Regions from separate parts of the Homo sapiens genome. Here regions 2, 3, 4, 5, 6 and 7 are each linked to region 1. The links are chromatin loops, found by intact Hi-C in ENCODE. Cell type or tissue: PC-3. All regions are shown on one strand. Region 1 overlaps LINC00616 (long intergenic non-protein coding RNA 616). Region 2 has its middle 270 kb from the start of SLC7A11-AS1. Region 3 has its middle 340 kb from the start of NOCT. Region 4 overlaps LOC105377448 (a long non-coding RNA gene). Region 5 has its middle 260 kb from the start of LINC00498. Region 6 has its middle 210 kb from the start of LINC00498. Region 7 overlaps SLC7A11 (solute carrier family 7 member 11).

What was found. A loop is a pair of places that touch in the nucleus more often than their neighbours do. Peaks named below come from ENCODE experiments on the same cell type or tissue, not always from the same donor. Only the 100,000 strongest peaks of a DNase experiment are listed, where the experiment ranks them.
Region 2: it touches region 1 in a loop (11-fold over the local background); 12 of 110 quality-filtered maps call a loop at or near these places.
Region 3: it touches region 1 in a loop (12-fold over the local background); 75 of 110 quality-filtered maps call a loop at or near these places.
Region 4: a loop joins it to region 1, with 8 times the contacts of the local background. A loop is called at or near these places in 56 of 110 quality-filtered maps.
Region 5: a loop joins it to region 1, with 9 times the contacts of the local background. A loop is called at or near these places in 14 of 110 quality-filtered maps.
Region 6: a loop joins it to region 1, with 21 times the contacts of the local background. A loop is called at or near these places in 10 of 110 quality-filtered maps.
Region 7: it touches region 1 in a loop (6-fold over the local background); 68 of 110 quality-filtered maps call a loop at or near these places.

Annotation. Positions count from the first base shown.
Region 1 is chr4:138,034,308-138,038,307 of GRCh38, forward strand. All of the region lies in intron 8 of LINC00616 (long intergenic non-protein coding RNA 616), which reads right to left. All of the region lies in intron 3 of LOC105377447 (a long non-coding RNA gene), which reads left to right. Among named protein-coding and RNA genes, the nearest start is that of SLC7A11-AS1, 53 kb to the right of the region's middle. In PC-3, a CTCF peak has its summit at 1,626 (motif pointing right); DNase peaks (open chromatin) are centred at 754 and 1,664; H3K27ac peaks cover 1,487 bases.
Region 2 is chr4:137,818,333-137,822,332 of GRCh38, forward strand. No RefSeq gene overlaps it. Among named protein-coding and RNA genes, the nearest start is that of SLC7A11-AS1, 270 kb to the right of the region's middle. RefSeq lists a silencer at 1,612-1,661. In PC-3, a CTCF peak has its summit at 1,707 (motif pointing right); a DNase peak (open chromatin) is centred at 1,729.
Region 3 is chr4:138,678,741-138,682,740 of GRCh38, forward strand. No RefSeq gene overlaps it. Among named protein-coding and RNA genes, the nearest start is that of NOCT, 340 kb to the right of the region's middle. In PC-3, a CTCF peak has its summit at 2,451 (motif pointing left); DNase peaks (open chromatin) are centred at 1,731 and 2,441; H3K4me3 peaks cover 461 bases; H3K27ac peaks cover 667 bases.
Region 4 is chr4:138,869,315-138,873,314 of GRCh38, forward strand. All of the region lies in intron 2 of LOC105377448 (a long non-coding RNA gene), which reads right to left. Among named protein-coding and RNA genes, the nearest start is that of NOCT, 140 kb to the right of the region's middle. In PC-3, a CTCF peak has its summit at 1,918 (motif pointing left); a DNase peak (open chromatin) is centred at 1,917.
Region 5 is chr4:138,574,810-138,578,809 of GRCh38, forward strand. No RefSeq gene overlaps it. Among named protein-coding and RNA genes, the nearest start is that of LINC00498, 260 kb to the left of the region's middle. In PC-3, CTCF peaks have their summits at 2,119 (motif pointing left) and 3,218 (motif pointing right); no DNase peak of the experiment used is centred here.
Region 6 is chr4:138,521,053-138,525,052 of GRCh38, forward strand. No RefSeq gene overlaps it. Among named protein-coding and RNA genes, the nearest start is that of LINC00498, 210 kb to the left of the region's middle. In PC-3, CTCF peaks have their summits at 1,570 (motif pointing left) and 2,971 (motif pointing left); no DNase peak of the experiment used is centred here.
Region 7 is chr4:138,180,716-138,184,715 of GRCh38, forward strand. SLC7A11 (solute carrier family 7 member 11) reads right to left here. Exons shown (of 12, transcript NM_014331.4): 8 at 2,487-2,590; 9 at 1,582-1,678; 10 at 1-75. Among named protein-coding and RNA genes, the nearest start is that of LINC00616, 52 kb to the left of the region's middle. In PC-3, a CTCF peak has its summit at 2,323 (motif pointing left); no DNase peak of the experiment used is centred here.

The DNA.
Region 1 (4,000 bases):
ACGCCTGTGATCCCAGGACTTTGGGAGGCTGAGGCGGGAGGATCACGAGGTCAGGAGATCAAGACCATCCTGGCTAACATGGTGAAACCCCGTCTCTACTAAAAATACAAAAAATTAGTTGGGCGTGGTGGCACGCGCCTATAGTCTCAGCTACTTGGGAGGCTGAGGCAGGAGAATCGCTTGAACCTAGGAGGCAGAGGTTGTGGTGACCTGAGATAGCGCCACTGCACTCCAGCCTGGGTGACAGAGCAAGACTCCATCTCAAAAAAAAAAAAGTAAACATTGATAAACCAGGAGTTAAAAAAAGCAAATTTCCTTGCAATAAAAGTATGATAAAATGTCACTAAAATACCATAAATTAAATTTGTATATTATTAATTATAGTTTTCAAGCTAGAATTAGTAAGAACACTGGTACCTATTTTTGAATCTTAATGAGATACCCAGCAAAGTGCCAAGGTTATTCTTTGGTAAATATGAACAAGATATGAAATATGAAAGCACCTGAATTTAAGATAAATAAACCTTAGAGGTCACTGGGTCGAGCCTCTTTAATTTGCACAGGAAGTTTAAACTGGGAAAGACATAGATATTTAAATATCCAGGCATTTAAATATTTAAATATCCAGGCATTTTCCCAGCACTGGTAATAAAGGCCAAACCCCTCAATGATGAATATATGTTGCAAGTCGTTTTGATCTGATAGCAAACATGCTGATTCATATTTTCTATTGACTAATCGACATGACATTGCATTACATACTAATCTAAAGGAAAGGCATTCTGAATCACCTCCTTTGTACAGGAGCAAATCTGGACTTGCAAGGAGATTTGCAAATATGAGCTAGTGCTAACACTGCTAAATCTAGTACCTAGGAAGTTAGGAATGAAGAGCAGACAGATCTTGTCCCTGCCTTGTTAACACTGAAATATCAAAGCAAGTCCTCAAGGATCTTACTTGCATTAAGGGCCTTTTGGTCTTGTGATGGGGAGGAAACTGAGGCAGAGCCTTCTGAACTGGAAATGGGAACTCAAAGTATGATGATTAGGGTCCCATGATAAAAGAGGGTTAAAACATCTTTAGTTCTTCAGAAATATGCTCTAGGGCTATAGGAAATGTTCCCACAGTTAGATGGAAGTGAGAGGGCACTATAAGGATCTAGAGGAAGGTAAAGTAAATAGCATTTATTTAGAACTTACTACATGTCAGACACTAAGCTAGATTGCTTGCATTAAAATATTTTCTCGACTCCTCGAAATTCTATGAAGTAGATATTTTTCTCTGAATGTGTGAGTTCCTTTGAGAAGACCACACATAGAATACATACGTTTATTAGTGGGTAGGAAAGATTTCTACTCCAACCCTAACGGAGCCCAAATCAGCTATGGTTATAGAATAGTGATAAAATGCACTTTCCAGAGCCAGACTAGCTGGGTCCAATGCTGGCAGGCCAGCTGAATGATAGAGAGAAGTCACTTCCTGTAAGCATTAGTTTTATCTGCTGTAAGACAGAACTGATAGAGTGTTTGTGGAAGTGAAACCAGGTAATGTGGGTGCAGATCTTAGCCCAGTGCCAGGCATCCAGTGAGATCTCAGCCCCCAGATCTTGCTTGTATTATACATCTTTCCAGCAGATGGAGCAATAAACCTATAAAAGCAGGGTTCTTGAGGGACCCAAAGGCCCAATCTCCTCAGAGGGACAATGGGAAATGTTACAACTTAGGGAAACACTGTTTCCTCTTGGAGAAAGCATTATGATGGCTCATAGCAAACAGTTTGGTTTGGAGCCAACTTCAGAAGACCCAGAAAACCAGTACAAGATCTGGGGACCTCAGAAATCTGTAAGAGGAACACTGATATATGGAAGGCCAGCAACCCTGACACTGGGGACCAAAATAGCCAGTGTTGAGTCAGCCGAGTAGGGCTGCCTGCAACATTTTCTCAGCTCATCACAAACTTCCCAATGTGGAGGAAACTGAACTCCTGAGGCAAGATGGGGGAATAATAATGATAACAGCTAGCACAAATGTTATCATCTCAGAATAGTGTCCTAAGTTAGAAGGAAACTGAGTGGTTAAGTAGCCTTCCCAAGGTCTCAAAGTTAAAAGTGATGAAGCTGAGAGTCTTACTCATTATGGGTTTCTATGGAGGTCCAGAGACACCATCTTAGCTCCCTGGTGCTCTCCTGTGTCCCAGTGAAAGAGTGTCTTAGTCTCCCCAGGGGTCATGGCTTTGAAAAGGAGAGTGTGACACGGAAGAGGAATCTTGTTTTTATAATTTTCTGTCTCAAGTTTCTTCAGGGTCCCTCTACAATAAAGGTACAGAAGATTATTCTCTATATACCCCAACCTCTTTGTCCTTCTCCAGCCTCACCCCAAAAGTGTTTTTGTTTGTTGTTTTTGTATAATTGTGCTTCAGAGTTATGTTTAGAAAGTTCTTCAATGGAAACAAAAAAACAAAAAAGATTTGTTGATGTTTGTATCATTGAGTTTCAGTGAAAGAAGCGGAAGCACTAAGAGATATATACATACATAATAATTTTTAACAGATAGTTGACTTCTCAGAATTGTGAGGCGGGCTTAGTAGTGTCTGTAAACGGTCGCCTTTATGTCTTGTCAGAGATGTTGGAACCAGAGCAATTCCATCTTGAATAGATGCTAGGTAAAATAAGGCTGAGACCTACTGTGCTGCGTTCCCAGGAGGTTAGGTATTCTTAGTTACAGGATGAGATAGGAGGTTGGCACAAGATACAGGTCATAAAGACCTTGCTGATGAAACAGTTTGCAGTAAAGAAGCTGGCCGAAACCCACCAAAACCAAGATGGTGATGAAAGTGACCTCTGGTCATCCTCACTGCTCATTATACTCTAATTATAATTCATTTGCTTACCAAAAGGCACTCCCACCAGTGCCATGACAGTTTACAAATGCCATGGCAATATCAGGAAGTTATCCTATATAGTCTAAAAACTGGAGAGACCCTCAATTCCGGGGTAAAAGGGTAAAGATTTTACCCCTTTCCTGGGAAAGCTCATCAATAATTCATCCCTCGTCTAGCATATAATCAATAAATAACTACAATTATACCAATCCAGCAGCCCATACCACTGCTCTGACTATGGAGTAGCCATTCTTTTATGCCTTTACTTTCTTAATAAACTTGCTTTCACTTTGCACTGTGAAATCGCCCTGAGTTCTTTCTTGCACGAGATCCGAGAACCTTCTCTGGGGGTCTGGATCAGGACCCCTTTCCTGTAAGAGTCTGATGCTGGAGCTCAAATTCTATAGGTCAGACAATCAGGATGGGAAAGTGGATGTGAAGTAAGACACAGAAAGAAAACACTGGAACCCACAAATACAAGCCTTTGAACCTGGTAGAATGGGTGTCTAAAAAAAGCTGGGACATTTATTCAACACACACACCTGCCTGGAAGTCAGAAAAACTAAATGCTTTCAAAGAAATGTGGAACAGTTGCAGGCCTGGCTGCTGCCTCACAACAATAAAGTGAACCAGCAAATAAGCAACAGTGTGTGAGAGTGAAAACGGCTGTTGCTGTACTTCTGCCCTCCAAATAATCCCAGAAGAATCTCTCATGTGGCCATCCTAACCAGAAACATACCAGAATGAGAATTCTGGGAAATGTAGTTCAGTCGAGCCAAAGTGACACAAGGCAAAGTGACCACAATCAGCCTCTTTTCGATTTGGCATACATCCACATTTCATTAAACCATACTTAACCTCCAAATAAAGGTAATAACAAAGTCAGGCCTCTGCCTACCAAACATACAATATCTTGAGGACAATCAAAAGGCAAGCTAACCTGGAAATACATGTCCAGAAAGGCAGTGTGAGGAGGTTTGTGGATCAGCTTCCCAGTCAAACAGCCATATTTGGTAAAAATTACTTTTTAAAAAATTAAGTCTTGAGACATTGTCCAAAGTACATACATTAAACATGAAGAAACATTTATTCAAGAAAATCTATTAAACTGTGGCAAGAA
Region 2 (4,000 bases), 220 kb before region 1:
TCTTAACGTTATAAAAGACTATTTTAAACAAAAAACAATTAACAAAAAAATCTACTTTTTTTTTTTTTTAAGACAGAGTCTTGCTCTGTTGCCCAGGCTGGAGTTCAGTGGTGCCATCTCGGCCTCCCGGGTTCAAGTGATTCTCCTGCCTCAGCCTCCCAAGTAGTTGGGATTACAGGTGCTGCCACCACGCCCAGCTAATTTTTTGTATTTTTATTGGGGACGGGGTTTCACCATGTTGGCCAGGCTGGTCTCAAACTCCTGACTTCAGATGATTCGCCCACCTCGGCCTCCCAAAGTGCAAAAATCTGCATTTTTACTCCATTCTCCCCCATTTTGAATTTTGGATGTCAGAATTTATATCTTTTAATGTTGTCTATTCTTAATAAGTTATTATAGTTATTAGTTTTAAGTTTTGTCTTATCTTCATATGTGTAAATATAGTGTATGAGTGAAATATATATACTATATATATATACCATATATAAACTATATATATAGTTTACATGCCATGATTGTAATATTAAAAAATTCTGAATTTATCTGTGTACTGACTTTTACCAGCGATCTTCATACTTTCAGCTGCTTTTGTGTTATAGGTTAGCATCCATTTGTTTCAGGTTGAAGAACTCCCTTTAGAATTTCTTGTAAGACAGGTTGGGTGGTGATGAATTCCATTAGCTTTGTTTGTCTGGGGAAGTCTTTACTTCTCCTTCATGTTTGAGGAATAGCTTTGCTGGGTACAGTATTCTTGATTAGGAGGTTTTGTTTGTTTGTTTACTTGTTTGTTTGTTTTTTCTTCAGCACTTTGAAAATACCATCTTACTTCCTCCTGTCCTCTAAGGTATCTGCTGAGAAGTCTGCTTCCAAGAATATTCAAACTTCCTTTTATGTTATTTGATTATTTTCTTTTGCTAGTATTAGGATCTACTCATCGTCTGTGACTTTTGAGAGTTTGATTATTTTATGCTTTGAAGTAGGGTTATTTGGGTTGAATCTGACTGGTGATCTTTGACCTATCTATACCTGGATATTTATTTCTCCACATTTGGAAAGTTTCCTGCTTGTTATTTCTTTGAATATTCCTTCTACCCCTTTGTCATCCTCACTTATTCTTGAATACCAGTGACTAGTACATTTTCTCTTTAGATGTTGTCCCATAGATATCTTAAGATTTAATTCCTCTTTATTATTTTTTTCTTTTTCCTCTTCTGTGTTTTCAAATAGGCTGTCTTTGCATTCATGGATTCTTCTGCTTGATCAATTCTGCTGTTGATGTTCTCTGTTGCATTTTTCAGTTTGTTCAATGTATCTTTCAGCTATTTGATGTCTATTTGATTTTTTAATAATTTCAATTACTTTTTTAAATTTTTAAAGTTCTGAATTATTTCTGTGTTTTCTTGGAGTTTATTGACTTTCCTTTAAACGGCTATTTTGAATTCCTAGTCTGAGTGTTCACATATTTCCACTTCTTTATGGTCATTGGTATCCTGTTTTGTCCATTTGATGAGGTCATATTTTCCTGATTGCTCTTGACGCTTATGGATATATATCAATGTCTATGGATTTAAAAATTTAAAAACTATTTGTTCCAGTCTTTGCTATAGGCTTTGTGTCCAACTTTTTATTATATTCTGTCTAGACATACTGTGCTGATTGATACAGTGTTTCTTAGTTTGAGATTACTGCCTTTTCTTCAGCACTAGATGGAGCCCTAAACCCAGGTTTGCTGCAAGTCTACTGTGGGCTCTGAGGTTGGCATAGCATTTAACTTGGATAGGCCTAGAGGAGACCCAAGAAAGTTACCTGAGCTATGTGGAAACACCAGCTAGGGAATCATGCCTACACAACCCATAGACCATTCTTCCTGAAACATGGCATTGCTCAACAGCCTCTCTGATTTTGTGTTTCCTCTGGTGAGAATGGAGAGCAGCCATACTGACATTCTGGCTACTGCTAGCCCCATCCCCATTCTTTGTCTCTAGCTGGTCTCAAGTGCTTTAGCGCTGCAGGCACTCACTACAGGCACTCCTGTAGGTCAAGGCAAAAGAGAGTTTCCTGTGAAGAGACCCAGGATAGTGAGGAAGCTGAGTGTATTTTAGTTTTTAATACATAGCTATCTTAACTAAACATGTGTATAAAAATAATTTATTTTCATTAGAAATAATTTTATTTTTACCCTAACATGTTTTTCTTTACATTGATGTAATATAAATTCCTATCCTTTGAATTGATGGTGATACAAATGAAATGGGCTTTTTGAAAACTAGTGAATGCATGGTTATCTGTTAAGAGCTGAGGCATAGAGTAAAAGCCCAGTGAAAACTGAAAAATATGTAAGTCATCATGAAGATGATTTAGAAACTAAAAAATATTAGTTTGCTAGATCTGTGCCAAAACAGTGGTTTTAAAAAACAAAAATTTAATGCCTTACAGTTCTAAAGACTAACGCCTAAAATTGAGGTATCAGCAGGGCCATAACTGCTCTGTGACTGAAAAGAATACTTCCTTACCTCTAGCTTCTGGTTTATCAGCAATCTTTAGAGTTTATCCGCTTGTAGATAGATGTATCACTCCAATCGCATGGCTATTTTTTCTCTGTGTCTTCATATCATCTTTTCCCTGTGCATTTTTGCCTCTGGGTCCGAATTTTCTCTTTGTATAAGGACAATAGTCATATTGGATTAAAAGCCACCTTAGTGACCTCATCTTAACTTGGTTAAATCTGCAATGACACTGTTTCCAAATAAGGTCACATACTCAGGTTCTGGGGTTTAGGGCTTCAGCATATCATTTGAAAGGAATACAATTCAATTAATAAGAGTGGTAAATAGGACTTTCTCATGCTTTTCCCTCAGCAAAATCATGAAGTAAAGGAAACTGATTCTTGGATTATACCAAATCTTTTTATTGTGCTCATTTTTGTTGGTGAGTCTGATCCCTTCTCTCTCCTTCTCATTAGGAACGCTGAGCTCAGTGCCCATGCATGTACTCTTCCCTCTTACTCCTCTCTCATCATAATCAAACTGCTCATTGGTCTTATATTCACCCTCCATCATAAATTATAGCTTCAGGGAGTATGTACATGTGGGGTGAAATGGATCCTTAAAGAAACAGAGTATATAGAGCATAGCAGAAAGCATATCCTGTTTATAGAGGCTTTTCCAAAATAGTTTATTCCTAATTTTCTTCAATGCTCATGCTAATAGCTATGATTCATTTTTAGACTCAGACTCAGAATAAATATAGCATTCTAATTATTTTTAAGGAAAATGTATTTTTCCTTAATAATAAATAAATTGTGCTACTTTTATCTGTTTGAAGTAATTAAAACGAGGATTTTGATGTTTTAATCTACAAAATTATACTGCAGGCACAAAATCAGAAATATTGAGTTAAAAGAAGAACGGACAAATTATACCAACTTTCAGTTACATTGTAGTAAATTCCTTTTGGCAACCTGTATACATGTATACAACAGATAGACCTAACTGAGTTTTTAAAGAACAATTTCAATATATTCCTAAAGCCATTTTCAAGGATTTCTGTGATTGAGGGAAAATAAAAATAAGAGAAGTTAATTAAAATGATTGAATTTTGTCAGTTTTAGCAAGGTAAGCTATATCCCATCAAAGACAGGGTGGATGCAATATAAAGAAAATAAATCAAATATGAAGATATTAAATTATTTAACAATAATTTACATAGTTTTGAATTAATAAGACTAGGCAAGCTTAGTGAATAAAGAAATGTGCATATATTTACTTAAAAACAACACATTTAAAATATGCTTCTAGTAAGTCTGACTTTTTTAAGGGTACACAATACAGTTGACATCAATCTAAAGCACTGGCATTCGATTTCTTATTATTTTGCATTACTAAATATCAAGTGTATAAATAATTATCATGCATAAATATAGGCTGGTTGTTCAAAATAACTTTCCACAGTGTTTCATCTATTTTGTATCCAGCTAAAATTTAACCCTATCTTCAGAGGG
Region 3 (4,000 bases), 640 kb after region 1:
AGATGCTAATGAGGAGTGACATCACCAAGATGCAGTAGCAGAGGGGCATGGTGAGAAACAAGAGGGCTTGGTGGGATATAATGGAAAAACTACGTTAATACCAGGGGACTAAATGTGCAAGGCAGCCCTGCTGTGTGGCAGTGCGACGGTCAAGCCCCACCAGAAACAAACAAACAAAAATCACCTCTCTGTTGGCATCGCAGGTACAATCTAGTCTTTCACTGCCCAGTATAGTCTCCACTGGGCCATAGGTAATTTTAACTTTAAATTAGTTTCAATTAAAATTTCATTTCCTCCATCGCACTGGCCACATTTCTAGTGCTAATAGCCACATTTGGTCACTGCCTGCCACACCGGACAGGGCAGTTACAGAACATCTCTATCATCACAGAACATTCTATTGGACTGTGCTGCTCTAGCATGTTCTGCTCTAAGACATGCTCTGACCTGTAGCTTCAATGGGTAGACATTCTTGAGCCAAAAGAAAGCCTTAAAAAGTCATGTGCAAGGGAGAAAGCTTCCATTACACACGGAACGGAGCAGCCTGCTGGGGACAGGAGAGACACAAGTAGTCTGGCAGCTTCCAAAATAAGCGCTGAGAACTCTTCACAAATGCAGCCCAAGAGGATACAGAGATGGGATCATCTCCTTCCAAAATCGACTGCTCCTCTCCCTCTGCCGGAGGGTTCAGCTGAGAGCAGCGAGTTGAGGAGCAATTCCTCATGTAAATTAAATGGAAAGGAAGGGCTATCCTGGCACTCAAGGATTTGGAAGCCAATAGCACCAACATGATTAAATAATTGAACTGTCTCACCTTGCCCAGTCAAGCTGGATTCCAACGAGGGTAATTAATCTTCATGTGCCTGTTATTCCCTGCCCTGCTCCTGTTCAAAGTCAAGTTTCTCAACCTGACTGTTTCTTGCAAGAGAAGAAAAGGGAGGAGGAAGCAAAATAGGAGGGCTTCCTCATAGAAGGGCATTAGTACCGAGAAATCTTCAAGTCTAGTCTTAGTGAAACTCCCCTAAAAAGGCAGCATTAATGCTGTAATTGTATGCAACGTTACATGCACATTTCAGAGAAACGAAAATATTTAGGGTTTATAGTTGTTCTTAAAGATTAGATATGGGCTGAGCACGCTGACTCATGCCTGTAATCCCAGCACTTTGGGAAGCTGAGGCCGGTGGATCACAAGGTCAGGAGTTCAAGACCAACCTGGCCAATATGGTGAAACCCCGTCTCTACTAAAATTAGTGGGGCATGGTGGCAGGCACCTGTAATCCCAGCTACTCGGGAGGCTGAAGCAGGAGAATCACTTGAACCTGGGAGGCAGAGGTTGCAGTAAGCCGAGATCATGCCACTGCACTCCAGCCTGGGTGACAAAGCAAGACTCCGTCTCAAAAAATAAATAAATAAATAAATAAATAAATAAATAAATAAATAATAGATTTTAGGACTTTCCTTCAAGAAACTCTCGGTCATTTTACTTCCACTACCCCCAGAAATAAAAGAGACAGTGACTGAGACAGGCAAGGAGGCCAAGTAAATGTCCCCAGCCTTACCTTAGTTCCCAAGTTAATCATTGCTCAAACGCAAAGCCCAGGTAGGGGAAGGAGGAGCTGGTCATAACATGTGTTTAAATTCATTAATTCACTCAACAAACATTAATTGAGTGCCTGCCATGCCAGGCACAGTTCTAGGAGCTTGATGTATCATCTCTGAACAAACAGACATGATCCCCGGACTGGCGGAAATCACATTCCTAACACTCATACTTGGGTCTTTCATTCAACCACACTTTATCCATTAATCATATGAGTCAATTTTAAAAATACAAAATTTTAGCATATATTTATTTTGCATCACTTTCTATAATATGATAGCTTGACTCCTATAAAAGTGTTTGTGAGGGTGCATTAAAAATAACTATAATCCCCAGGAACTTCCCAGAACTATGCACACTGTGAACCTGGTTTTACACCAAGAAGGAGAGAGCTTTCCAGCCAGGATCTATACACGTCCACCCAGCTCCACAAAATGATCAGCCAATAGCAAGGTGCAGCCAGCTGTTGGGCCTATCTCTGCTCTGAAAGAAGTAGATACAGGACAGTAGTTGTTTGACACAAAGACAAGGACAAGTGAGATGAGATGAGAGAAGCAAACAAAAAGTAAGAAAAATGAAAAATAATCTCACTGAATCATCCACCACCCCTAAGTATGTATTAATGGACCGATAAAGTATGCCCTGGAGAGTCTTAATACTACAATATTAAAACCCGTGTACCAAGAAAAGCAAAGACGGCACTTTATAACAAAGAGAGTTTGGGTTCTGTGTTGTTGGTTTTCTGGTTCTTGCTAATGTTCTGGTTTTTAGCTTTGCTCACTTAGATGTTATTTTCCTTTAAAGGGCTGCTAGCCACAGAGACCGTTTTCCAAACAAAGTGCAATGCTGCCCCCTGGTGGTCGAATAGTGTGAGAGCACCTGTAGAAATCGGGCATCTCTCCTAGTTCTGCCTAGATTTCGTTTTGCTATCTTTTCATCCTCTGGAGTGCAAATATTTCTCCCTTAAAGATTCTCAGCACAGAGATATTTTCTGGATCACCTGTTTCACACACTAATCAACAGAGCATTTTATCCTAAAATATGAACTGTGTGCTGATTACAAAACAAGCCGTGGTGGTGAGTTAATTTTGCTTATAAAAATTAAGCAATCTCCCTGGAGGAAGCCCAGAAATCAATCCTATTTCATATAACCTTTAGAATTCTGATTGGAATTCTCACTGGAAAGACATTTACTGAGAACTCAAGCTCAAGGAAATCAATGCCTGGGTCTAACAGACATTCCACTCCCAGACAAATGTATTTGATTTCAGATCATCCTTCAGTCTTTGTACTGGGAATAAACCTAAGACCAAAAGCTCTGAAAATAACAATGCAGGCGATACACCGCACTCTCAGAAGCCTCCTTCCCGAAATGCATGAAAACACAACAACTAGCTTAGAGAAAATTATATCAAATGAAAACACGTGGGGAGGGGTTGGCCGTAGAGCTAATCAGGACATAATTAGCTGAGAAGTCCAGGCATATGATCTAGTTTTCTGCAAACCATGATCCCTACCACCTGCATCAGGGTAACTTGGGAGTTTGTTAAAAAGGCAAATTTGGAGACTCCACCCAAATCTATTGAATTCAAAACTCTGGGGATAGGACCCAGAATTCTGCATTTTCCAGGCTCCTCGGGTAATGTGCACACTGAATTTTGAGAGCCATTGAGTAACACTTAATAAAATTTTAAATTTCCATTGAGAAGATTTCCTATTCAGAACTTCTCAAACATTATAAAGCTATAAAAAATAAACATATCAATTAATGCTTTTCCTTGATTTTCTCCAAAATTAAAAGGATATTTCTGATAATGGAAAGGCCCTGCCCAACCAATAAACAATGATCACAGCCAACCAAAATCAAGAGTATCACTTGTAATTGCTGATGATAATTTCTAATTGTACTTGTTACCGCAAAGCCATTCCTTTGAAAGCCCCATCAGTAAGTAGCATGAAGTGATTCATTAAACAGAAGCATCCACTAAATCAGAGGAGAAGACAGCCTTAAGATTACTACACAGATTTCTGCCCTCACAAGAACAACCTGACTAAAACAAGCAAAAGAGAGAAAGAGAGAAAAAGAGAGAGAGAAAGAAAGAAGAAAGAAAGAAACAAGGAAGGAAGGAAGGAAAGAAGGAAGAAAGAGAAAGAAAAGAAAAAGAAAAGAAAGAGAAAGAAAGAAAAGAAAGAAAGAAAAAGAAAGAAAGAAAGAAAGAAAGAAAGAAAGAAAGAAAGAAAAGAAAAGAAAAGAAAGAAAGCAACAAAAAAATGCAAGCAACTAACATTTCCCTGTTTTTCACCTCTTCTAAACTGCATGGCTGTTCTTGGTGCTGCCTCCTGCTCCCCTCCCTCTCCTGGACCATGATTCCTGCCTCTCTCTATCATCATTTTATAGCC
Region 4 (4,000 bases), 840 kb after region 1:
CTCTGTTTATGTTAGAGTCTAAATATGAGTGTGTGCCTCATCGTACACTGTCATCCCTTTTGCAAATGGCCACATGAGCCTGGACTAAATATGGGATGACTATTTAACATTATGGAAACTAGAAAAACACCACCAAACTCTGGAAAAGGAGAATATTTACAAAGTAAATGCCTCCTACTTGTGATAAACACAGTAATAAAAAAGCTATTAAAAATTATTGCACCACATTCTACTTTGAGAATCTTGGTTTGATTTCTTTGAAAAGCAGCAGAATTTGTCCCCATTTGAGGAATGAGGATGTGGTAGTTTTTATCCTTTTTTTTTTTTTTTTTTTTTTTGAAATTGTAAGGTTTCAAGGATTCTAGATAAATCTCTGCCTCTGGAAGGGTCAATCTGAAATAACCAGATTTCAGATTGTGACACCTACAAAATATGGAAATGAACATATTATCTCTGTGCCAGGCCCACAGCCAGGCCTGCATGCCACTCACTCATCCTGCAAGTAGTTGGAGAGCCCACTCTGTACCAGACACCATGCCAAGTGCTGGGCATACAAGAGTGAAAAAGACACACAAGCCACCTGCTCTCCTAGTGCAGTTCCAAGAAATCAGTTTGGAGAAATGGCTGTGAACCCCTAACAGTTGAAATTTCAAAGGAATTGTAACTCAGCATCAAATTAAGTTTTAGGTGTTTTGCTTTTGTTTTGTTTTTTTTCTCTAATCTCACATTTTGCACATCATAAATAATCATCATGTAAAGAGTTCACCAGTAAAGCACCAAAAGGTGCATCGTAGTCAAAAAACGTCAGCCCTTTTTGCTGCATGGCACTGCTAAGAAAAGGATCACTATTAAGAATAAATTGACTGGGCACGGTGGCTCACGCCTGTAATCTCAGCACTTTGGGAGACTGAGGCAGGCGGATCATATGAGGCCATGAGTTCGAGACCGGCCATGGCCAACATGGTGAAACCCTGTCTCTACTAAAAATACAAAAATTAGCTGGGCGTGGTGGTGCACATCTGTAATCCCAGCTACTCAGGAGGCTGAGACGGGAGAATCGCCGGAACCTGGGAGGTGGAGGTTGCAGTGAACCGAGATTGCACCACTGCACTCCAGCCTGGGCGACAGAGCGAGGCTCTGAAGAATAAATGGATATGTAGATGTAGGTTTGGTGCTAACTGTTTTCATACATAGATTCTGCTGCTAATTATATCATTTAGCAATTTTTTTTATGTTCTTTGATTTCCACTTCCCAGGTAACAGGGAAGGCTGTAGGAAGGGAAGAGTCAGGGGCAACAAACAAATGGATTTCTGTCCCACTGACATTTTATTCACTCAACATTTTGCTCCGTATTTAATAGGTAGATACATTTTAAGTGAAAGAAATTAGTCTCTGTTTTCCCCTTAACTTCTCTTCGAAAATGAATGAGATTTTTTGTAAACCTGTCTCTCTAATCTGCAGATTCTGTTTCAGTGGATCAATGAGAAAACATTTTGACAAGTCAAATGTTCATTTTTTAGGGGAAAAATAGCCCTCTCTATCTAGGCTGCCAAGACTGTGGCTTATGTGTTCTTAGGCCCTCAAGCTATCAATCTGCATTTCACTGCAGGCATTGCCCAGATGTCTTGGTCAGTGCACATTAAAGGCTTAGTTGCTGGCTTCTTAGGAAAGAGATTTAACATTAGCACATGTTCGATGTAAAGGAACATCCTTCTCCATTGAAAGAGAAATTTTATTTCTCTGGGAGAAAAAATTACAACGTGTAGTCACTAGGATGCATTATGAACCTGTTATTGCGTGTGGGATTTATGATCAAGGTCTCTTCTCTTCCGCAAGGATTCTTCAGCTAAGGGCGGAATTACAGATTTCAGCGCCCACAAAAATGTTTCACAGACCTTTGGCCCCATCTAGTGGCCATATCCTGTCAGGTCTCCCAAGCTTTTTCCTCTTAGAATTTGAAGAGAATGAGAGGCTCTGGCGGTGAAAGCTGAAGAGTTCATACTTTATACAGGCTTGACAGAAGACTACAGTTGGCCAGCAGAACTGTTGTGCCTCAGACCGGTGCTGGGCATATGACATTTCCTCATAGATTTCAGAGAGAGAGCTGCAATCGGATTCTGTGGCATTTAGAAAGGAGCTATTTTCAAACAAATCTGCAAAGTGCTAAGCTGTCTCTGCTTAGTCATTGGCTTGAAGCATACTCTGAAATGCACAAATTGCCTGTGTGTGTGTACACATGCAGGCACATGTGTGTGCATGCGTGTGTAGGTGTGCATGTGCGTGGAGGGCGTTGTAGTATGAAAATGTGCAGGGTTTGTGTGAACTCTGCAGTGCCAACTGGCATCAGGAAGGGACATATGGAAAATCACATTCCACATGGCCTCTAAATTTAGCTAAGCTGTCAATATCCTACACTAGCGGGGCCTTCTTTCTCCATGCTCTGGTTTAAAGGCTTAAAAACGGAAGCCAAGTTTAGCCCATTTGAAAGCTCAGGCGGTTAATGGTGCTGTCCGGAGGGACGTCAAACAGCAGCTTACACTATCCGCGGCGTGCAATCAAGATCCCACCCGCCTCACAGAAGCAGCGGCTCGGAGTCAGTCCCCTCTCTCTTCCACCCTACACCTGCCAACAGGCACGGAAACAAAGTGGTCAGAGGCAAGGGGGATCTGGGCCTTAAAGTTCCCTCTTTTGTTCTGCTAAGAGTAAAGGTCAACAGAAGTTAGGCATAGATGGAAATCCAGATTCCCTTAGACCCAGCAATTCTGTCTTCATGGAGGGAGGAAGTGCTGGAGATCGGGCTTCGGCAGCACTATGACAATGGCTATGAACATCTGTCTTAAGATGCTCTCAAGAGCAGACGAGTGGCCGAGGGGGGTCACAAGTTGACGTGGAGAACTCCTCCACTCACTTCAACCCTAGCGGATCATAAATCTAGTCATCATTGCTCTACTTTTCCCCTGCCCTATTTATTCTTATTGCCCTATTTTTTAAATTATTTTAAAATTATTTTTACATATCAGTAGGGAATTTAAAAGTAAAATGTGGGTAGGACAGAAATTCACTTTTTTGATTCCCTAGTCTGTTTAATCCCCAAGCAGAATGTATGCCTTACCCTCAAAAAGATATGTTTCCTCATTAACCCCCTTCCTGTAAAATAGGGCTATTAATAGTATCTACCCCATTGGGCTACTGTGAGAATTAAATGTGTTAATACATGTAAAACACATATAACAGTGCCTAAGCTCTCACTCAATAAATGTCAGCTATAGGTACTAAAATAATTCTAGCAAGTCAAATGAGCAGAGACAGAAACTAGATTATTTGCTCTTCAAAAATTCTTTTTACAGGTTTCATGACTATGTTTGCTTTCAAGAAATGCAGGTCTCCCTTCCAAGACCTGTAACTCTTTAAGGAGGAGATGACATTAAGAGATCCTCCATGGGACTCTACAGCCACCAAATTCCATCCACAACTCAGGAGACAAAGAGAATTTGAATGGGAAGATGTGGACTCTTACTGCCAACAGGCGCCTGGGGATGCCTCCTTGATGATCACACTAAAAGTCCTCCAGGACCCTTCAGAGAAGAGGCCCTCACTGTCAGCAGCTGTGATCACCTGTACTGGAACCTCTGAAAACCCTCAGGAGGCATTATAGATGTATGCTTCAAGTTTGGGGGCAGTCTTGGAATTTTAATTCTATGAAACTATCTGAACAGTCCACTCAGGAGAATGATTGACATACCACGGGTGGGAAAAAATTGCTTTATTATTCATCCTTACTGGGAAGATAAGTAATTTCAGCCTGACAAAACAAAAATGAGAAGAGGCAGAGAGAGTAAGCAAGTGAGATACAGAGACAGAAAAGCAGGTGAATGTATAGAGAGATGATAGATAGATACATAGAGGATAGATAGAAACAGAGACAGGTAAGTAGATAGGTAATTGGTAGATAGATATAGATACATACACAGATACGTGGATAGTTAGATACATAGATTA
Region 5 (4,000 bases), 540 kb after region 1:
TCTACACCAAAGCAAGCATAGTATTCACATGTTTTAATCCAACTACTACCAGATTACCCACCAGAATACAGTACTAGGCTACACTCCAATCAGCACAGACACAGTCTCTATATTGTTTTCATTATAATATTTGCCTATAGTTATGTTCTTAGGATTTTTAATTTATAAAAGGCTCTCAAGTCAATATCAAGAAAAACTAACCCAAATACCTAAACAATTTTAAAGTCATTAAAAACATTGATCGGTCTAAGATAGAGTCAGGGGCCAAATGTAATCTCAGAGCCATATGTTCACTTATGTGTACAACTGATTAAAGATGTATTGGTAAAAATCTTATATCTCAACATTTCCAAATATTTTCTTCATGAAGATACACTCAGTGACACTCACATTTGGGACTACTAAGATTATTTGCCTGTGATACGTAATCTGTGCATAGAAGCTGTGAAATCACCTCTTTACCTCCCACTGACCCTTACCAATAGTGTATTAGAACACTAGCTTTGAGAACCAATGTTACGTATTTCAGTACGTAAATACACTATGCGTGTCATCCTATGTAAGGAAATCTTCCAAATTACTAAAGCTTATTCCTTTAAGTGTCCAAATTTTATTTTAATTCTAATTATATTTCCACAAAAGCATAGCCAGGTATAGAAACAAGTGCTTTAAGATATTTTTCCTTTACCAACCACCCTATCCCAAACTTCTATTTTTTATGGCTCCCTGGATAAAGATTTTGTTTTCTAAAGTTTGTTGTCTGAAATCTATGACATATAGGACTTTTTATATACAACAAATACCTATATTATGGGTTACTACGGAGTCTGCAATCACTGGAAATATATACCTTGTTCATTCAAGGTACTACAGACTATGGATGTGAGAAAAAAAAAAGGCAGAGATCCAGCAATACAAATACTAAGGTATTCCTCTTCCCCCAAAATATTTTGGCATATGATAGATCATGATGATGACAGAAAGTATAATAGGAGTATGAACGCTTAGTAAATATCTTTTTCTTTGAGACAAAACTGGAGCATGAGAGATTATGTTTGCTCCACATGCCATCTATCATGAGGTCGATAAACTCTCTTAAGAGTCTATGAGCCAGACTAGCCTATGTCTTCTCTATGCTACTCAGAACCTTAAAGGGCTATAACAACTATGTCAACAAGATGGTCCAGGTATGAAAAAATAAGTATAATCAGAATATTTGGCAATAGCAGAAAAGACAAAAAATTTGCTCCTGATTGGTGACCCTAAAAAAAAATTAACTCGTTTTTATATTGCCAAGTAATGAGTACCACAAACATCTTCAATACATGCTTGTCCCCCTCACCTCAGTTACATACGATTAACCTCCAGTTCATTTTTCATAGTTTGTTTTCCTTTTGGCTAGCCTAAATCATGATGCTGCTTTTGAATAGAAGAAACTTGAGTGGGTGTGAATGTAGTCAATACTAGGTCTTTTTGGGGAACAATCTGGCTTCACCCTCACCTTCCTTCCCTAGAAAACCAAAACAAATATCTAGCATAACAATTATTACCAGCAGTATCCCAGACCTCAAAGCTGAGGCTGAGAAAATTTCTAGGGCCACAGAAAAGTAAAAAACTCCAAGCAGGTGGTAACACAATTGGACTTCTGTATCTGCAACACCCCTGTCTCCAATCTGCCAGGCACTATACGTGGAAAAATACCCCTGGATTCAACAGTTTCTACACATGGCAAAGTGAGATCAAGGTGGGCAGCCAGTTTCCTCACCATCTTGAGTTCCCTTGCAGGGAAACCTTTTCTACCTCAACCCACAGAAACATTGTGAGTGCCTATAGAAAGAAAAACCCCTGAAGGCAGCTAAAGACAAAGTGGGGAGACAGGACTAGCAACCCTAGCCTGTTAAATTCTACTCTTTATCTCAGCTAAAGACCATGCCAAATCAGAGTGGTTATTCAGCAGCACCATGCTGTAGGCGGTAGGCTCCACAGGTCTTCTAAGCATGAACCCTGACTCAGATTTTCAACATTGTTGGGGTGTCTCCTTTAAGACCTCCTCCCCAATTTGAGACAAACAGTGCTCCAAATCTTTGCAAGAGCTGAACGAAGCTGGGTTTATGGCACCATCTAGTGATGAAAAGGAGGCAGTTATCTAAGTAAACGTACCTTAGGAAGACCAAAGAAGCCAGAGAGTAAAGCATGGAATAAATAACCAATCCTTCAGTGCAAAGCCATAGACATACATCCACAAGAAACAATAGTAAACAGGGAACCATAACATCCCCAAGTGGAAAAAATAAGGAGTCAGTGATCAACTCTAATGAAATGGTGATACGTGAGCCCTCAACTCAAGAATTCAAAATAGAAGGTCTAAGATCACTCTAAGATAACACTGAAAAATCATTTCAGAGATTTATAAGAAAAATTTAACAAATAGATTAAAATAATTTTTTTAAAATCAAACAGAAATCCTGGAACTAAAAAATATATTTGCTGAACTGAAAAATGAATTAGAGGCTCTCAATAGCAGACTAGATGAAACAGAAGAAAGAATCAGTGAGCACAAAGAGAGCCTTCAAGAGAGTTTGAATTTCTCCTCAGAAAATGAGATTTTCTTTTCTGTGGCATTGTCAGGCTGCAAATTTTCCAAACTTTTATGCTGTGTTTCCCTTTTAAAGCTGAATGCCTTTAACAGCACCCAAGTCACTTCTTGAATGCTTTGCTGCTTAGAAATTTCTTCTGCCAGATACCCTAAATCACCTCTCTCAAGTTCAAAGCTTCACAAATCTCTAGGGCAGGAGTAAAATGCCACCAGTATCTTTGCTAAAATGTAACAAGAGTCACCTTTGCCCCAGTTCCCAACAAATTCCTCATCTCCATCTGAGACTACTTCACCCTGGATTTCATTGTCCATATCATTATCAGCATTTTGGTCAAAGCTATTCAACAAATCTCTGTGGAGTTCCAAACATTTTTCCCATGTTCCTGTCTTCTTCTGAGCTGTTCCAACCTCTGTCTGTTACCCAGTTCCAAAGTCACCTCCACATTTTCGGGTATCTTTTCAGCAGTGTCCACTCTACTGGTACCAATTCACTATATTAGTCTGTTCTCACACTGCTGATAGAGACATACCTGTGACTGAGCCATTTACAAAAGAAAGAGGTTTAATGGACTCACAGTTCCACATAGCTGGGGAGGCCTCACAATCATGGTGGCCACATGGTGGCAGACAAGAGAAGAGAGCTTGTGCATGGAAACTCCCCTTTACAAAACCATTAGATCTCGTGCGACTTATTCACTATCATGAGACCAGCACAGGAAAGACTAGCCACCATTATTCAATTACCTCCCACTGGGTCCCTCCCACAACATGTGGGAATTATAGGAGCTACAATTCAAGATGAGATTTGGGTGGGGACACAGCCAAACCATATCAGGAAGGTCATAGATTACCATACAGATTCAGTAAAAATAAGACCACCCCAAGGTATATAATAATCAAACTCTCAAAGGTCAAAGACAAAGAGAATACTAAAAGCAGCAAGAGAAAAGAAGCAAATAACATAAAAAGGAGCTCTGATTTATCTGGCAACAGACTTCTTATGTAGACTTGGAAAAAGTAGAATGGCATATTCAAACTGCTGAAGAAAAAAAAACTGCCAACAGAAAATACCATACCCAGAAAAAAAAGCTTTTCTTCAAAATGAAGACAAGAGAAACTCTTTCTCAAACTAAATTTGAGAGAATTCCTCACCAGCAGATTCATCTTACAAGAAATGCTAAAGAGAATTCTTCAACCTGAAAAAAAAAAGAATGCTAATGTGCAAAAAGAAAACATTTGAAAATGTAGAGTTTGCTGGTAAAAGTCAGTATACAGTCAAATTTAGAATAATCTAATACAGTAATTGTTGTGTGTAATCCACTCACATCTCTAGTATGAAAACTAAAAGACAAATCTACCAAAAATAATAAAAACTACACCAATTTGTTAAGAGATAGCCAATAT
Region 6 (4,000 bases), 490 kb after region 1:
TTTCCATCGTATGACCATGCTTTGTGTGACTTTGTTATGGAGAAATGATACATTCAATTAGAAAATATATATACTTTGCCTTCCATCTACTGCAAGAGTGATCAAAATTGTTACCTTTGAGGAACAAGTTTTCAAAGGCAGGTTTGCTGTCATATACAAGACATAGTGGAGAATCATAATTAAGTCATGTAATATCACTGATTAAACAAATGTATATCATGGAGACTAAAAGAAACATATTATATGATAGCCATTTCTGTAATTACAGCTACTTAAGAGGCTGAGGCCCAGGATTACTTGTGCCCAAAAATTTGAGGTTGCAGTGAGCTATAATTGTGCGACTGCACTCCAACCTGGGTGACGGAGTGAGACCCTGTCTCTAAAAAAAAAGAAAAAGTGCTGCTGGGGTGAGGGTGACAGACAAGATACCTGACTAGACACAGCCAGGAAGTCTTGCTCCAACCAAAAGAATCCAAATTATCAAATAAACCACCATATTTTAGCAGATCTTTGGAGAGAAAATGCCAAGAGTGGATGGAGAGGCAATGGTGAAGCTGAGGCTGAAGTCGGAGGAAGCTGTGAACCCTGCATGGGGTACCTGAACACCAGGGCAAGTTTCTGGCCCAGAATGGCTTCTGGGAAAGGGGTGAGTGAGGGAACTGGGGGACTGCTCACTTTTACCGTGGACCTCTGGGATCCTAGCTATAAGGGGACCCCACATCCCCCATGGATGTATGAGCTGGCAGGGGAAATCTCCCTGGGGTACAGGCAGAAATAGGTCTTCAGACAGTGTGGGGCCTGGGAGCTTTTGTGCATTGGGCAGCTCCAGCAGAGAGTGGCCATAGACACCCATCACCCAGGGCTCCTCATCCCCCTCCAGTAGGCACATGACCTAACTGTCCTCCAAGCCAGGAGAGAGTGGAGCCAGCTTCGCTGGGGGACTGGGACATCTGCTCGGTGACGTCTTCTGCCTGGCAGCTCCTCCCAGGGCCCATGCCTAGCTGCCCTGTAGAAGTGAGTGCACAGCACAGCCCCTAAAGCCCAGCCTGAGTGCAGTGCTGCACCTGAGTACTTTCCCAGTGACCCAGGAGCACAATGGATCCCCTAGTGCAGCTAGAACCTGACTGCGAGCCACAAGGCATCCTGGTGCCCCAGGACTGTGGTGCACAGCTTGGAAGTATGAAGCCAAGATCTGTGGCCAGCACTAGAGCTGTGGAGGAGGCTGCACCCTCAGACCACTGAGAGGGGAGAGATGTGCAGGTTCTCAGGCCAGGGCAGAGTAGGGTGTGTGTCCTCCATAGGGCCAGTTTAGAAAGGTTATGGCATATCTCCCTGCTGCAGCTTCTACCTGACAGGGCCCCACAGCCCAGGAGACCTAACAAAAGAAGTGCACATGCAGTGCAAGTCTTCAGAGGGAGATCCACCAAGGCCCAGGAGTGGATCTGACGAGGGACCATCTCTCCCTCCACCACAACAACAACAGAGCATCACTGCAAAGACAAGGAAATACAAAAGAGCCCCATGGCTGGGTATTAACCTAGCTACCAGCCATTACACTTAACTGCCATCTACTGGATCACAGTCCAAACTACAACAACAAAAATTATCCTGCTAATACATACACCTGTGAAACCAAGTTCAAGAATTCACCCACACATAAAGATACTGTACAGAGCCCTGGCCCTCTAAAAGCATTCATAAATGAAGCCAACTGACTATACTCAACTTTCACCACAATTAAAAGAACACCAACCCCACCCCCCCGACCACCAGATGAGAAGAAAAGAGTTCTGGCAATTCAAAAAGCCAAAATGTCCCCTTACTTCCAAATAAGTACACTAGCTCCCCAGCAATAGTTCTTAACCAGTCTAAAATGACTAGAATGATTGACATAAAGTTCAGATTCGATGGCAAGGAAGCCCATCAAAATTCAGGAGACAGTTAAAACCCAATCCAAGGAATCCAGTAAAATGATCCAAGAGCTGAAAGAAAAAAAACTTTTAGTTTACTTTGGTTCTTTCTTAAAATAGCTATTTTTGAGGTTTGAAAACCTCACTGCAAGAATTTCATAATACAATTAAAAGTATTACCAGTGGAATAGACCAAGCTGAGGTAAGAATCCCAGAGCCTGAAGACTGGTTCTTTAAATCAATTCAGTCAGATGAAAATAAAGAAAAAAGAATTTTTTAAAAATGAATAAAACCTCTGAGAAATATGGGATTACGTAAAGAGAACAAATCTACAATTCATTAGCATTCCTGAGAGAGAAGAAAGAATAAGCAACTTGGAAACTATATTTGAGGATATAGTCCATGAAAACTTCCTTAATCTCACTAGGCACATTGACAGGCAAATCCAAGAAATGCAGAGAACCCCAGCTAGATACTATACAAGATGGCCAGCCCTAAGGCACGTGTTCACAAGATTCACCAAGGTCAATACAAAAGAAAAAAGCTTAAAGGCATCTAGACAGAAGGGTCAAGTCACATAAAGAGATAACCTCATCAGGCTAGCAGCAGACATCTAAGCAGAACTTGTATAAGTCAGAAGAGATTGAGGGCCTATTTTCAGCATCCTTAAAGGAAAGAAATTCCAATCAAGAATTTCTCCTAAACTTCATAAGTGAAGGAGAAGTAAAATCCTTCTCAGATGAGCAAATTCAGAGGGAATACATTTTACCTAGACCAGCCTTACAAAAAGATCCTTAAGGGATTGCTAAATATGGAATCAAAAGAATGACACTTGTTACCACAAAAACACGCTTAAGCACATAGCTCACAGGCAGTATAAAGCACCTATACAATCAAGTCTATATAACAACCAGCTAACAATGCAATGACCTGATCAAAATCACACATATCACTACTAACCATGAATGTAAATGGATTAAACAAACCACTTAAAAGTCACAGAGCGGCAAACTGCATAAAAAGACAAGACCCAACAATCTGTTGTCTTTAAGACACCCATCTCCCATGCAGTGACACCTACAGGCTCAAAGTAAAAGGATGGAAAAAGAGCTACCATGCAAACAAACAAAAAAAAAAAAGAGCAGGAGTCGCTATTCTTATATCAGATAAAACAGTCATTAAACCAATAAAAATTAAGAAAAGCAATGAAGGACATCACATAATGATAAAGGGTACAATCCAACAAGAAACTTAACTATTCTAAATATATACACACCCAACACTGGGGCACCCAGTTCATAAAACAATTTCTTCCTAACCTATGAAAAGACTTAGACAAGCACACAATAATAGTGGGATACTTCAACACCCAATTGACAACATTAGACAGATCATCAAGCCAGAAAACTAACCAAAAGACCCTGGACTTAAACTTGACACTTGAGCAACTGGACCTAAGAGAAATCTACAGAACACTCCATTCAACAACCACAGAAAATTCATTCTTCTCATCTGCACATGGGATCCAGATAAAGCATGTTAACAGGAAAGTTTATAGCCCTAAACACTGGTATCAAGAAGTAAGTTAGAAAGATTTCAAATTAACTATCAACATTTTGTCCTAAAGTAACTAGGAAAAAAATGAACAAACAAATCCCAAAGCTAGCAGAAGAAAACAAACAACTAAAATTAGAGAGGAGCTTAATGAAATTAAGATGCAAAAATCCATACAAAAGATCAGTGAAACCAAGAGTTGGTTTCTTGAAAAAATAAACAAGATCAATAAACTGCTAGCCAGATTAACAAATAAAAAAGAGAAGATACAAATAAGTACTCTCAAAAATTACAAAGATGACATTACCACTCATCCTACAGAAATACAAAATATACAAAAGATCTTCAGAGAATACTATGAACAACTCTGTGCACACATATTAGAAAATATAGAGGAAATGGATAAATCCAGGAAACACACAATATCTCAAGATTTAATCAGGAAGAGATTAAAACTCTGAATAGACCAATATTGAACTCTGCAATTGAATCAGTAGTAAAAAACCTACCAACTAAAAAAAAGCCCTGGACCAGAT
Region 7 (4,000 bases), 150 kb after region 1:
CCACCTGGCAAAACTGAGGAAATTCAAAAGACTGTCGAGGTCTCCAGAGAAGAGCATTATCATTGTCAAAGGGTGCTGAGGGGGGAAAGGGAAGCAAGCTTGGTGAATTCAGTGAAAACACAGATGATTAACAACAAAAACCTCACTATGCATTACGACCTTTTTCAAATAATTATTTATACCGATAAATTATCATCATAGTTAAAACTTGGATTTGACTAATCTCTTTTCTATATTCTGTTGTCATAATCCATTTACACACCAGTAACAGTATGAGAGTGATATGGCCATTATACTTTATTCAAGTGGAATTCTATATGAATGTTGTGTTGTGTTTTTAGTTCCTTTTGCATTTGAGAGAAGATAGTATGTCTTCAAAGAGTAAAAGAAAGGTTACTCAATGACTCAAAATTGAAAGACTCAAAGATTGAGATGATTAGTAAATAACCGATAATGAACAGTAAAAGAGGCCCAATTGGAAGATTTACAGAAAGCTCTGCAAATGCTCTCCGGTGAGCTCTTGGCTATCCACACCCAGGAAACACAGACACTCATAGGTGATTCTGTTGGCTCTTGATTGCAAAACATTGACCTTTTTTCCTCCACATTTACTCTCCTGGTGTGCTTGCCGTGTGTGACCCTCAAGACCACGGAGAAGAATGAAGCGCAGAGATCAGCTTAGCAAGTCTCTGCAGCTGCACATGCCAAGGACAGCATGACTGATAGCAGAGGCTTAAAATGAAAGCCCTCTTCACGGAATAATACATTCTGTTCCCACAAGTGACGTTAACATCCAGATTCTGCACAGAGAGTACACATACTTTAAAAAGAAATTTCAAGGAAACGTTCTGAAACAAATTAAATGCATGAAAAAAAAATGTTCAGTGCATTCTGTGGTGCTCCTGACAACAGACTCCAGTTGAGAGAAATGTTACAAAATCATCAGTAAAAATGAATATAACATTGCCAATGGGTATTTGAGGACTTTTACACCTCATACAGTCTTTTGTAGCTCACATTTCACACTTTGCTCTGCAGAAAGAATTTTACAACTCAAATTTACCTCGTGGTGCTTTTATTTTTATCCTGCAGGATAAAAGACACTTGCTCTCAAATGTCTCAAATGAATCATGGCACTGTCTAGGATTTTATCAATTGTTTCAATAATTTTGTGTGCATTTCATTATAAGGTGCCTAGATGATACATCTGGGTACTTTTTGGACTGTAGCTTTTTGCTCTACTTTCCTTAAGTCATTGGGACTTAATACTCTACATTCTTTTCTGTGAGGTGCTATGTCAATGAGAGGAGCCAAGCCAATCATTTTCCTTAGACCTTACACATTTCTGCAAAGATGAAAGTGAGGTGATGATGATTTTTGCCCCAAAGCATCAAAAAAAATAGGCATCAGAAACATGGAGTAAAGGGAAGAGATGGAAGATATCCTGCCTCCCAAACTCCACCATGACATACATTAGCAATGAATGAGAAAGTAAAATACTATCTAATGTCTGGTTGGAATTCCTTTTTGCTAACCTATTATTCAAGGTTATATCTAGATATACTTGTTAATATGCATTACCAAAACAATAACAGCTGGTAGAGGAGTGTGCTTGCGGACATGAATCATGGAGAGGATTTCTGGAAGGTGACCCTCTCGAGACGCAACATAGAATAACCTGATGGGAGAGAAATGTGGGTGGAGTTGACTGTATGATTGATCATTTCAAAGGGAAAATCCAAAAATCCCAGAGAAAACGTGCATCTTTTCATACCAAATGGTCAGGTATTCCTTAGGTGATTGCCTAAGTTCACTTTTCAAATAAGGTGGAGAAATATCATAGGAAATCTAAATTTGGATTTTACAAAATCTGCCAACATTATATTATTCTTTGAAGAGAAAGAATAGCAATATCTGACTCAGCATAGCTCTCTCTACATATAAATAGCTGATGGGAAATCTAGTTCTAGATTCCTAGTATTATATGTGTGTTGTCAATCCAATTCAACAAACACACACACATGCACATCCACAGGTACACACACCTATATGTAGCATTCACATTTATCTGATTGGCTTTTAATCGTATATTAAAACAAAAAGACTATTGCATCAAACTAAACAAAGGAAATACTGATGGTAGGGGTGGTGATTTCTGATGTCTCTTACTTTACTTTTTTCTTGGCATCTTCAGAGAAACAGAAAATTATATCACCAGAAATAAAATGCCATTGTTAGACTGTGGAAATACTATTTTTAAAAAAGCCACATGTCCGTCTTCCAAATAAGCTATTAATAGGCAAGCAGTGCCCTCTAATGGACAGAATAAAACGTGCTGTTGATACTTGGACCAATATTTCAATCTTGCATGTCCCTTTAAAAACAACAGGTTTGGAGGCACTATTTCTTTTCTTTTTAAAGTTATCCTTATCACATCCAATCTCAAAAACAGAAATGTGTTTCTGGAAATACATGAACTCACTCACCTGGAGACAGCAAACACACCACCGTTCATGGAGCCAAAGCAGGAGAGGGCAACAAAGATCGGAACTGCTAATGAGAAATTTCCCAGTAGCCGCTCAGAAAAGGTCTAGTGAAAGAAAGAACGAAGCAAATTAATGCCTTGCCAGAAAGTGGAATAAAATGAAACAATTTAGGCCAAACTTGCTCTATGACTTTCTATTAGCCTGGTGATACTTGTATGTTTTATAATTTCTCTCTTTGGTTAGGGTCAGACTAACTCCGTAGACAATAATCAAAAGCAAGGACCATGGCATTGCTTGTTGCAAAACTATAGTCAAAGATCTAAACAAGCACCTTCTCTCTACTTTCAAAAAGCAATGATCCATTTATCGAATCTTTATCAACTATGATGTGTATTGTCTCTGACTCTGACAAGTGATAAAAGCTCAAATCAGAAGTTCTACTGGAGATAGAAATCTTTCTGTATAATACGTTCTCTTTAGCCTGGAAAACCAAATTTTATATTGAAATACACTGAGAAGTATTACAGATATGTGTTTCATATGCCAATCCCATTCTTAGGAGGTAAATAAAATAATTGATGACTTAATAATTTATAGCATATACATGAGTAGCTCTGAAAATCTTTTTCCCAGAAAATCACACTAGCTAAATCTCTGTTTATAAAGTCCCTCCCTCCCCCTCATGTATGTGTCAATTTCTTTTGTGGTTTCCTATAAAAAGGCTAGAACACAAATATAAGTCCGATAAGCCACAGAAACTTAAAAGATAAACACAACTTCTAAAATGTTCTTTTATGCCATGATATGTGCGATATTGCAAATTTCCATGAAGGATGTATTTTCCAAAAAAAGAAAATGTGTTGGATTCATTAGTTGTCCTTGATGCAGCTGGTGCTATGCAATTAATGGGCCACATTATGCCCAAAGAATAAGTGCTGCCCTTTGTCTCAAAAGATGAGATGACTGACCTGACTTCAATAAGCTTTGTATATTTGATTGTCTGGTGGGACTTAGAGCAGTGGTCGAAGTCTTTTTCAATGTAGTGAACTCATACACAGGTTCAAATGAAATGAGATAATTTATTCCCTGTAGATGCTGCTGATATGAGGTAATACTAACTATTTTAAAAGGAACTGACATCAAGTAATGGGAACTTAACTTTTCACCATTCATTGTTATGAGGTCAAGAGTGAATGGTCTCTTACTAGCTAAGTTTTATGCAAAATAAAAGTGTATCACAGAATAACAGTCTTATAACATGATCTTTGGGGACAAAGATGGTCCTAGTGTCAAATAAATTTTGGAAAATGCTATAAAATTATGTGTATCCACTTCTTAGGGAGTTCAAATGCATGTTGGTATCTTTAATATTCTGAGAAGTATTATAACAACATCGGTTTAACTTTGAATAACCCAGTATTTCCTAAATTTATTAATATCGCAGGACTAGTATTCAAAAGGATATACTAGGAAAACCAAATTTATATGGTCCACATCAAAATTCTTAAGTGACA